2 separate regions of the Homo sapiens genome follow, and region 1 is linked to region 2. The links are chromatin contacts, found by Hi-C or POLR2A ChIA-PET in ENCODE. All regions are on one chromosome and are shown on one strand. The core of a region is the stretch at or near the end of the contact, and the rest is flanking DNA. Distances in the headings are between cores, read along the strand shown. Region 1 has its middle 21 kb from the start of SORBS2-AS1. Region 2 holds the start of CFAP97 (cilia and flagella associated protein 97).

Region 1 (4,026 bases), core at 1,198-3,697, 360 kb after region 2:
CTTTCACCATGCTTTTTTCTTTGGTTGAGTACTATTCTTTCATATGACTATATCACAGTTTGTTTATCCATACCTATTGATGAGCATCTGGATTGTTTTAGTTTTTAGTTATTTTGAGTAATGCTGCTGTGAACATTCATGTACAAGTCTCTGTGTAGGCTTACATTTTCATTTATTTGGGGTAAATACCTAGGAGTAGACTGACTGGATCCTATGGAAGGTATTTGCTTACCTTTTTTTCTTTTTGAGACAGTCTTACTGTTGTCCAGGCTGGAGTGCAATGATGTGATTTCTGCTCACTGCAACCTCCCCCTCCTGGTTCAAGCGATTCTCCTGCATCAGCCTCCCAAGTAGTTGGGACTACAGGCACACACCACCATGCCCAGCTAATTTTTGTATCTTTAGTAGAGATGGGGTTTCACCATGTTGGCCAGGCTGGTCTTGAACTCCTGACCTCAAGTGATCCACCCTCCTCAGCCTCACAAAGTGTTGAAATTACAGGTGTGAGCCACTGCACCCAGCCATGTGGTTTCCTTTTTAAGAGACTGCCGTAGAGTTTTTCTAAATGGTTGTACCATTTTGCATCCTCACTGGCAGTGTATGAGAGTTCTAGTTGCTCCACATCCTTGCCAACATTTTGCATTGTCGATTTTAAGAAAAGTGTAAATTCATGCAAATTGATGGTTCAAATGTATATAATTATGTATATTACAAATAATACTGGAGAATTTTTGTTTTTTAGTGACAAGTTTTTGAATTTCCCCTTCCTTTTCTTTTCTTGTGTTATGTTAAATTGAACACTTAGGAAAGTAAATTTGAATTCTTAAAGTCATAAGGACCTTTTAACCTATTATAGCTGTGGTTAACTTTTAGTATCCTGGCAGGGAAAACTTTATTTCTTAAATATCTAAATTACAACTAGAGAGAAAAAAGAAAAGGAAAAAAAATGATTAAAAGTTGTATAGAGGAGGCGGCTTAGGTTGGAATGTGGTAATTTCCACCATAGTCCTAATTATGTATGGTTGTGTTGCTGCTCTCAAACCATAGCACTGCTTATAGGTTTCACAGGCTGGCACCAAGTTGAGCCACACCACTCTTGCTAACCTCTATGATGCTTTCTCCAATTTTTCATTCTCCACTGTTACTTACTCTGGGCATTTTAAGAGAGGCTTCTAGAAGACTGAGGGTCCTGAGAAGTTGGCAGTGGCTGTGACCAATTCTCCAGCTTGCCTGGAGGCCTCGTTGTTGCCTATGACTGCCTGTCCTGTGACGTTATCAGCAAACAAAGCAGCTGGCATGGGGTGCAGGGGGAAGGCCTGGGGGAGAAGGAAGGCAAGGTTGGGGTGGTCACTGAAGCACCATCTGGCTCTAGCAAGGACACGGGGAAGTTTGGAGTTCAGCTCCAGCTGGACTTTAAGAATGTATGGGGCTCCATTGTAAGGTGAATGAATGTGAAGAGTGCAGAGAGAAGGAGACGCAAGGAAGAGAGTGAGAAAAAAAAAGAAGGAAAAACTTTATGATCAAAGAAAAGAGTTTTTTTCTAATACGAAAATGATATACAGCAGTTTCCTTTTCTTTTTTTTTTTTTTTTGGTTTTAAGGAGAGAAAATTTATTAGGCAAGAAAGAAGGAAGAAAGGAAGAAGAAAACGGCTCCTTCATACAGAGACAGAGGGAGGGGGGGATTTGAACAGAGAAAACCCCCAGTTTCCCCTTTTTATAGTAAGAATAAAACACATTCACTGATAACCTCTGCATACTACTGCAATAGCATTTTTGGAGGTGGAGTCCCAGCACCGTCGGAATGATCCCTGGCATCTGGATGTGTCAGCCCATCAGTGCATCCTCACCTAAAGCACAGCATGTGTGGGGTGACAACTGGGTGAAGGGGAGAATGAGCCCCGGGGTTAGACCGGGAGCCTGCCTCTGAGGCTTCCTGACCTCGACTTCCCTGGGCCTGTTTCCTTATCTGTCATGCTGCGGTGATAACGCCCTCATCACAGGGCTTCTGTGAAGATCAGAATGAGACAATGTGAGAGTCTTTTTGTTCATAACACATATTTTCACATTTGTCAGTTTGTTCATGAGAGTTCAGTTCTGAACAATGTCTCTTTATCATCTATCTTCAAGAGCGTAGTGGGAATATAGGATTAGAAAAAAATTTTTGGTTTGGGTATCTTTTCCTTCTGTTGTTTTGACTATCAGCAGCCCTGATACTTGTAGACAGGCAGTGCTTGAAGGAGAAAGATCTTGGCTCACAGAAGTTTAATCCTTTCCATTTAATGACTGTAGCTTAGCATATTTTAGTTATCGTCATTTTGGATTTCATACTATCTGGCCTCACAGAATTGCACCAAACCTGTCCTGACCCCTGATACTCTCCACAATTTTTTTGCCAGTAAACCCTGTAATGAGTTTTGTTACCAGGATGCATGATGTTTCCATGCCTACAAGTCCTGTTTTCCAAACTGGCTGTTCTCAGGCTGGCAAGAGTGAGCTGATTTCACTCCAGAAACATTTTAAACTTCCTGAAAGATTAAGTGGCTATGAGCACTCCCACAGGGCCTCTGCAGTGTTCTTTGTTAGGGTCAAGGTTCATGCTTTCTTTACCAGTTTGATGATTTTTCTGTAATTCTCTATCTGAGAGGTGATGTCTATGTGAAGGTATTCTGTAGCTGCCAATCTAAAGGCCCATTTTCCTACTGTCTCTCCTTCCTTCTAACGCTTCGATCTCCAGACACTTTGTCAGTGATTCTGGCTTCCAGAACGCCTACCTGTTCTAGGGGAACATGTAATCTGTGAACAGCCTTGGACGAGCTTCCCATGGCGTTTGACACTCAAGGCTAAAAATAGCAAGATGAGGCCTGAAGCATTCTCCAAGGAAATGAAATCGAATCACGTAACTGGATTATTCTTGGTTATCTTGCAGATATCCGCGTGACCAGACGTCTACAAATGGTGGTGAGATCATTTCTCGTCGCCTCTTAATCTGTTGGCAGCTGACTTCTGAAAACGTCTTCAGAGTTTTTTCTTTTTTCCCCAAACCAAGGGCAGCCAGCAATTTTGAAACTTTGCATATTGGATTGTCATTGTGACTTCCACAAGTAATTTTGCAAAGTTCATTTTTCTTTCTTTCCTCATTTCAGACTTTTTTTTTTTTGGAGGGGGTGGGGGTGGTTTTACTTTTTCACAGTGGTTGCTAAGAAAGAATCTTCTGTTTATAGGCTCCTAACAAATAGTGACAGCTGAAAGACAAATATGGTGCTGTGTTTGCAGGACGATGGAAGGGGGCCAGCAACCCGCAGCCTCCAGGCACACACACTCACAAGGAGGCCTTTGAGAGTGCTGCCTGGCATTGTGGGTCCACAGATTGCTTGAAATCATTAAAAAAGGCGTTTGCCTCATACTTTCAATGACAACTTATTTCCAGGGGTCCACCAGCATTGTACAAATCGATAGGATTGTCAAGTTTTTTGTTTTTTGTTTTTGGATCTCAAAGCTTTTGCTTAACAGGGGCCGAAACACAGAAAGATTTGAATCTACTTTCACAACAGCGTTCTTTGACCTTTGGGTCATACGCTGGAGTGTCATAAACCAAGAAGCCAGGGGTAGGTTCATTCATGTTCACCTTTCTTTGTTTGGGAGAATTTCCTCCATTCTAGTGTGGTCCTAGAGCAGGATGGTGGCGAATGGGCTGCAGTTTAGAAAAACATTATGCAAAGAAAAGAGAAAGTGATTGTGTCTTTCTATCTAAGGCCAGCATATAAATGGGTATTTGGGTTCTTCGTTTCATAGTTTCGGTCTGAAGGAAATGGTTACCTGGGGTAACATAGAAGACCCTGAAATTATAACTACTGAAAAGGAGGCCTAGTGGAGGTGGGCTGAGCATGTCACCCTTGGCCAAGGATCACAACACAAGGTCAGAATAGCAGTGGGTGATGCCGTGCTGATGACTAGGATGACACACAGACAGCCCAGTGGGCTCCAGGCACTCTTATAAGCACCCTTTATGCACATATCAGTACTCA
Region 2 (4,259 bases), core at 288-2,787:
CGCTGGAACCTGGGAGCTGAGGCTGCAGTGAGCCGAGATCAGGCCACTGCACTCCAGCCTAGGCAACAGAGTGAGATCCTATCTCAAAAAACAAACAAACAAAAAAAATCACCGGGTTTCAACCCAGTTTCCTTGATAGTTTCCTGCCATCTTCCCCCACCCCTCCGGAAGCACAAACCACAACTATGCCTTTATCTGCATTTCCATGATAAGGTCATGCAGTCCCCAAGAGCTGGAAGCCAGCTGCCTCCCTAAGTGGTCACAGTTCATGCGCCCTGGTGCATAGTCCGGTGCCTGTGAGACTTTTCAGGTTTAAATTTTAGTTAATAATATCCAACAGAGTTACTGTAAAGATTTCGACACTCATGTGACTTAATTTACAGGAAAATTTACCCAACAATCCCATCCACTGAGCAATTCTTTTGATAACATTTACTACGAGGTAAGTGATTCAATTTACCAGAGAATAAGAAAAATGACTTAATAAAGTAGTTAAGATTCTCTTTACAACAGACTAGGAAAGGATAAAATTAAAGGATAGTTCATCAGACCATAACAACCCTTTGGTGCTCAATCAAGACAGAGTTTTGCCAGGAGGGGCATGGCTCACGCCTGTAATCCCCGGACTTTGGGAGGCCAAGACAGGAGGATCGCTTGAGCCCAGGAGTTGGGAGGCTGCAGTGAGACATGATCGTGCCACTGCACTCCACCCTGGGCCACAGAGCGAGACCCTGTCTCAAAAAATAAAAATAAAAAAAAGAGACAGGTAAGTTTTTATCAAAGCTGCCTGAGAGTCACTGGGCACGCCCCACTTGCCAGGTCCTACAGACCAGCAATAACAAGACTAATGCTTTCACCAAACATCAGGAAAATACACAGAAAAGCACCGGGCACTTTTTAAACTGTCATCTTGTTACTGTGACAATACATTTCTGTAGTTAAACAGCACAGTAGGCCTCCAACAAGATGCCCAATTGGGTACATGAAAATCCCGGCCCAAATTAAACACCTGTTTCCAGGAACGCTAGGCTCTTGTCTACATCCCCTACCGTCCCCGGAAGGCAGATAACCCCTCGGGCCTCGTGGGTTAGGTTCGAGTCCCTACAAGTAGGAAGAAGTCGTCAGGGCCCGGCATGTGGTCGCGGCCCAATCTCAATTTAGGGCTGATCCTGACCCTCAAAGCCACCCGGAACGCGCGAGAGGGCGGGACCCGCCATTCTCACAGGGGACCGGGGTGGAACGGCGCCGCGACCCGCCGCCGCGGGCGCCCCTGTCGTGGGGGCGCGGTCTCCCACCGTCCGCGCAGGCTTCGTTAAACCCACCCCGAGTACTCGCCGCCGCCTGGGCTCCGGAGCGGGGAGACGGATGCGAACGGAAAGGAGCGTGGCGGGCGCCCCGCGAGCAGGGAGCCAGGAGCCGCTCGCGCGCCCCTCACCTGAGAGCCGCGGCCACCACAGCCCCACGCGCGGCGCTGGCGCACTCCCGCGGCCCTGAACGGGCTCCCGGCGCCGCGCGCCCGCGCTTCCGGAGGCGGAGAGAGCGGAAAGGGAAAGGAGGGGCGGCGTGGGGCCCGGCGCTTCGGGAGAGGCGGGGGCGCACGCCGGGCCTCGTGCGGCCCTCGCGGCGGGCGTCACAGAGCGCGGCGGGCAGGCGGCCAGGCCGGGGCTCCACGCGGGCGGAGTGGAGGCCGGGCCAGGGACGCGCACACTAGAAGAGCCGCGGAAGAAGGCGGTCCAGCCCGCGTGGTTGCCATGGCGCCCTAGAGGCGTTACTGCTGCTCCCGGCTGCCTAGGGCGGCGCGGGTAGGCCCCGTTGTTCTCGTGCGTTAATAGGGAAAGCTGCCTTGATTATCTTGTAATTCTCTACCAAACCAAGAATAAAAAAGAACGGCGGCTGTGTGTTTGTGATATTTTCTATCAGCAAATTTCAGTTCATACCACTAGTTAGTTCTGTGGACCAGAGGCTGGTTTCAGAATGGAAAGACCTTTGCCGAGTGGTAAACGAGGTGGGTAGTTAAAACAATCTAAGGTAAAAATGATCTCTGCAGAATATATTGAATACAATAACTTCTCGTTGAACTCTCAGGTATGGTAGGATGATGGCACCCCAAAAATGTGCACCTCCTAGTCCCCACAACACGTGAATATGTCACCTTATGTGGCAGACAGGATTTAGCTGATGTGATTAAGGATCAAAATGGGAAGATTAACCAGGATTATCCAGTGAACCCCATGGAATCACAAAGGTCCTTATAAGATGGAGACAAGAAGTTCAAAGTCAGTAGTGGGAGCTGTGAGCACAGAAGCTAGAGGTTGGAGTGATGTCAGAGGCAATGAGCCAAGGAGTGCAGGTAGAAGCTGCAAAAGGAGGAAACGGATTCTCTCCTGAAACCTCAGGAAGGAACTAGAGCCTGCAAATTTTGATTTTAGACTTAATACCTTAAGCACTGTAAGACAATACACCTGTGTTGTTTTAACTACTGAATTTGTAGTAATTTGTTATAGCAGCAATGGTATACAATCCAGTAGTTAATAAATATTGTTCACATCTAAGTGCAAAGAAGGGTAGGAAATATGGGTCTTACCCTGCCTGTCCCGGGGAGTTCCAGTAAGGATTGTCTATTTTCGTCCTTCACAATGCATTTTGTACTTGTTGGTCTTAATTACCAAAAGTATAATCAATTCTCTTTTTGTTGCCTAAAAGACAGCATTGGCTGGGCGCAGTGGCTCACCCCTGTAATCCCAGCACTTCGGGAGGCCGAGGCGGGTGGGGCCCCCTGAGAGGAGTTCAAGACCAGCCTGACTAATATGGTGAAACACTGTCTCTACTAAAAATACAAAAATTAGCTGGGCGTGGTGACGTGAGCCTGTAGTCCCAGCTACTCGGAAGGCTGAGACAGGAGAATCGCTTGAACTCCGGAGGTGGAGGTTGCAGCGAGCCGAGATCGTGCCACTGCACTCCAACCTAGGCAACAGAGTAAGACTGTGTCTCAAAAAAAAAAAAAGCAAGAATTTCACTTTCTTTTAAAGTGCTTAATAAAACTGTGTTGGCACCACTTTCCAGGGATAGTTGTTAAACTGTGGTTGGCCCGGCGCGGTGGCTCACGTTTGTAATTCCGCACTTTGAGAGGCTGAGGTGGGCGGATCACCTGAGGTCAGGAGTTCCAGACCAGCCTGGCCAACATGGTGAAACTCCGTCTCTACTAAAAATACAAAAATTAGCCAGGTGTGGTGGTGCACATCTGTAATCCCAGCTACTCAGGAGGCTGACGCAGAAGAATCGCTTGAACCCAGGAGGGAAATGTTGCAGTAAGCTGAGATCACGCCATTGTACTCCAGCCTGGGCGACAGAGCAAGCCCCTGTCTCTAAATAAATAAACAAACTGTGGTCAAAAGTTTATCTTACAAAGGACTTGAGTAGATATTTCTCCAAAGAAAATATACCAATGGCCAATAAACACATGAAAAGATACTCAACACCACTAATTAGGGAAATGCAAGTCAAAAACACAATGAGATACCGATGGCTTTAGTCAAAAAAATAGAAAATAAGGATTGGCAAGAATGTGGAAAGATCGAAACCCTTATGCATTGCTTGTGAGAATGTAGCATACTCAGCCACTGTGGAAAATAGTATGGCATGTTCTGAAAAACTTGAACATAGAATTATATGACCCAGCAATTTCCCTTCTGGACATACACTAAAAGGAAGTGAAAGCAGGGTCTCAAACAGATACTTATGCACCCATGTTCATAGCAGAATAGCCAAAAGGCGGAAAAAACTCAAGTGTTTGTTTATCAACAGACAGATGAAGCAGAATGTAGTAGATACATAAAATGGAATATTATTCAGCCCATGACTTGTGCGCCTCTGGTCCACATAACAACATTAAGATGGTCTGCAGGACAGACAGAATGGAAGATGTATGCCGGGCATGGTGGCTCACTCCTGTAATCCCAGCACTTTGGGAGGCCAAGGTGGACAGATCCTGAGGTCGGGGGGTTGAGACCAGCCCGATGAACCCCATCTCACTAAAAATACAAAAAATTAGCCAGGCATGCTGATGCATGCCTGTAATCCCAGCTACTCGGGAGGCTGAGGTAGGAGAATCTCTTGAACCGGGGAGGCGGAGGTTGCAGTGAGCCGAGATTGCGCCATTGCACTCCAGCCTGGGTAACAAGAGCGAAACTCTTGTCTCAAAAAAAAAAAAAAAAAAAAAAGAATGGAAGATGTACTAATCTTGGTTCAGAAAGACAGAA

The links. A loop is a pair of places that touch in the nucleus more often than their neighbours do. ChIA-PET counts read pairs that join two places held with the same protein, here RNA polymerase II (POLR2A). Pooled maps may share reads with other maps.
Region 1: a loop to region 2 is called in a pooled map, with 4 times the contacts of the local background. The contact joins the enhancer-like site here to the promoter of CFAP97 in region 2. A Hi-C loop is called at or near these places in 4 of 50 pooled maps. POLR2A ChIA-PET finds 5 or more read pairs at or near these places in 2 of 52 experiments (GM10248 and PC-9).

The regions. Positions count from the first base shown.
Region 1 is chr4:185,564,669-185,568,694 of GRCh38, forward strand. No RefSeq gene overlaps it. Among named protein-coding and RNA genes, the nearest start is that of SORBS2-AS1, 21 kb to the right of the region's middle. RefSeq lists an enhancer at 1-4,026. Within about 2 kb of position 2,448, at least 23 of the 41 ENCODE cell types and tissues checked have a DNase peak (open chromatin) inside an H3K27ac peak, as active enhancers do.
Region 2 is chr4:185,202,463-185,206,721 of GRCh38, forward strand. It overlaps CFAP97 (cilia and flagella associated protein 97), which reads right to left and starts at 1,538. Exons shown (of 5, transcript NM_020827.3): 1 at 1,436-1,538. It also overlaps a transcript of SNX25 not described here. RefSeq lists silencers at 1,071-1,840, 1,450-1,621 and enhancers at 2,381-2,490, 2,601-2,690.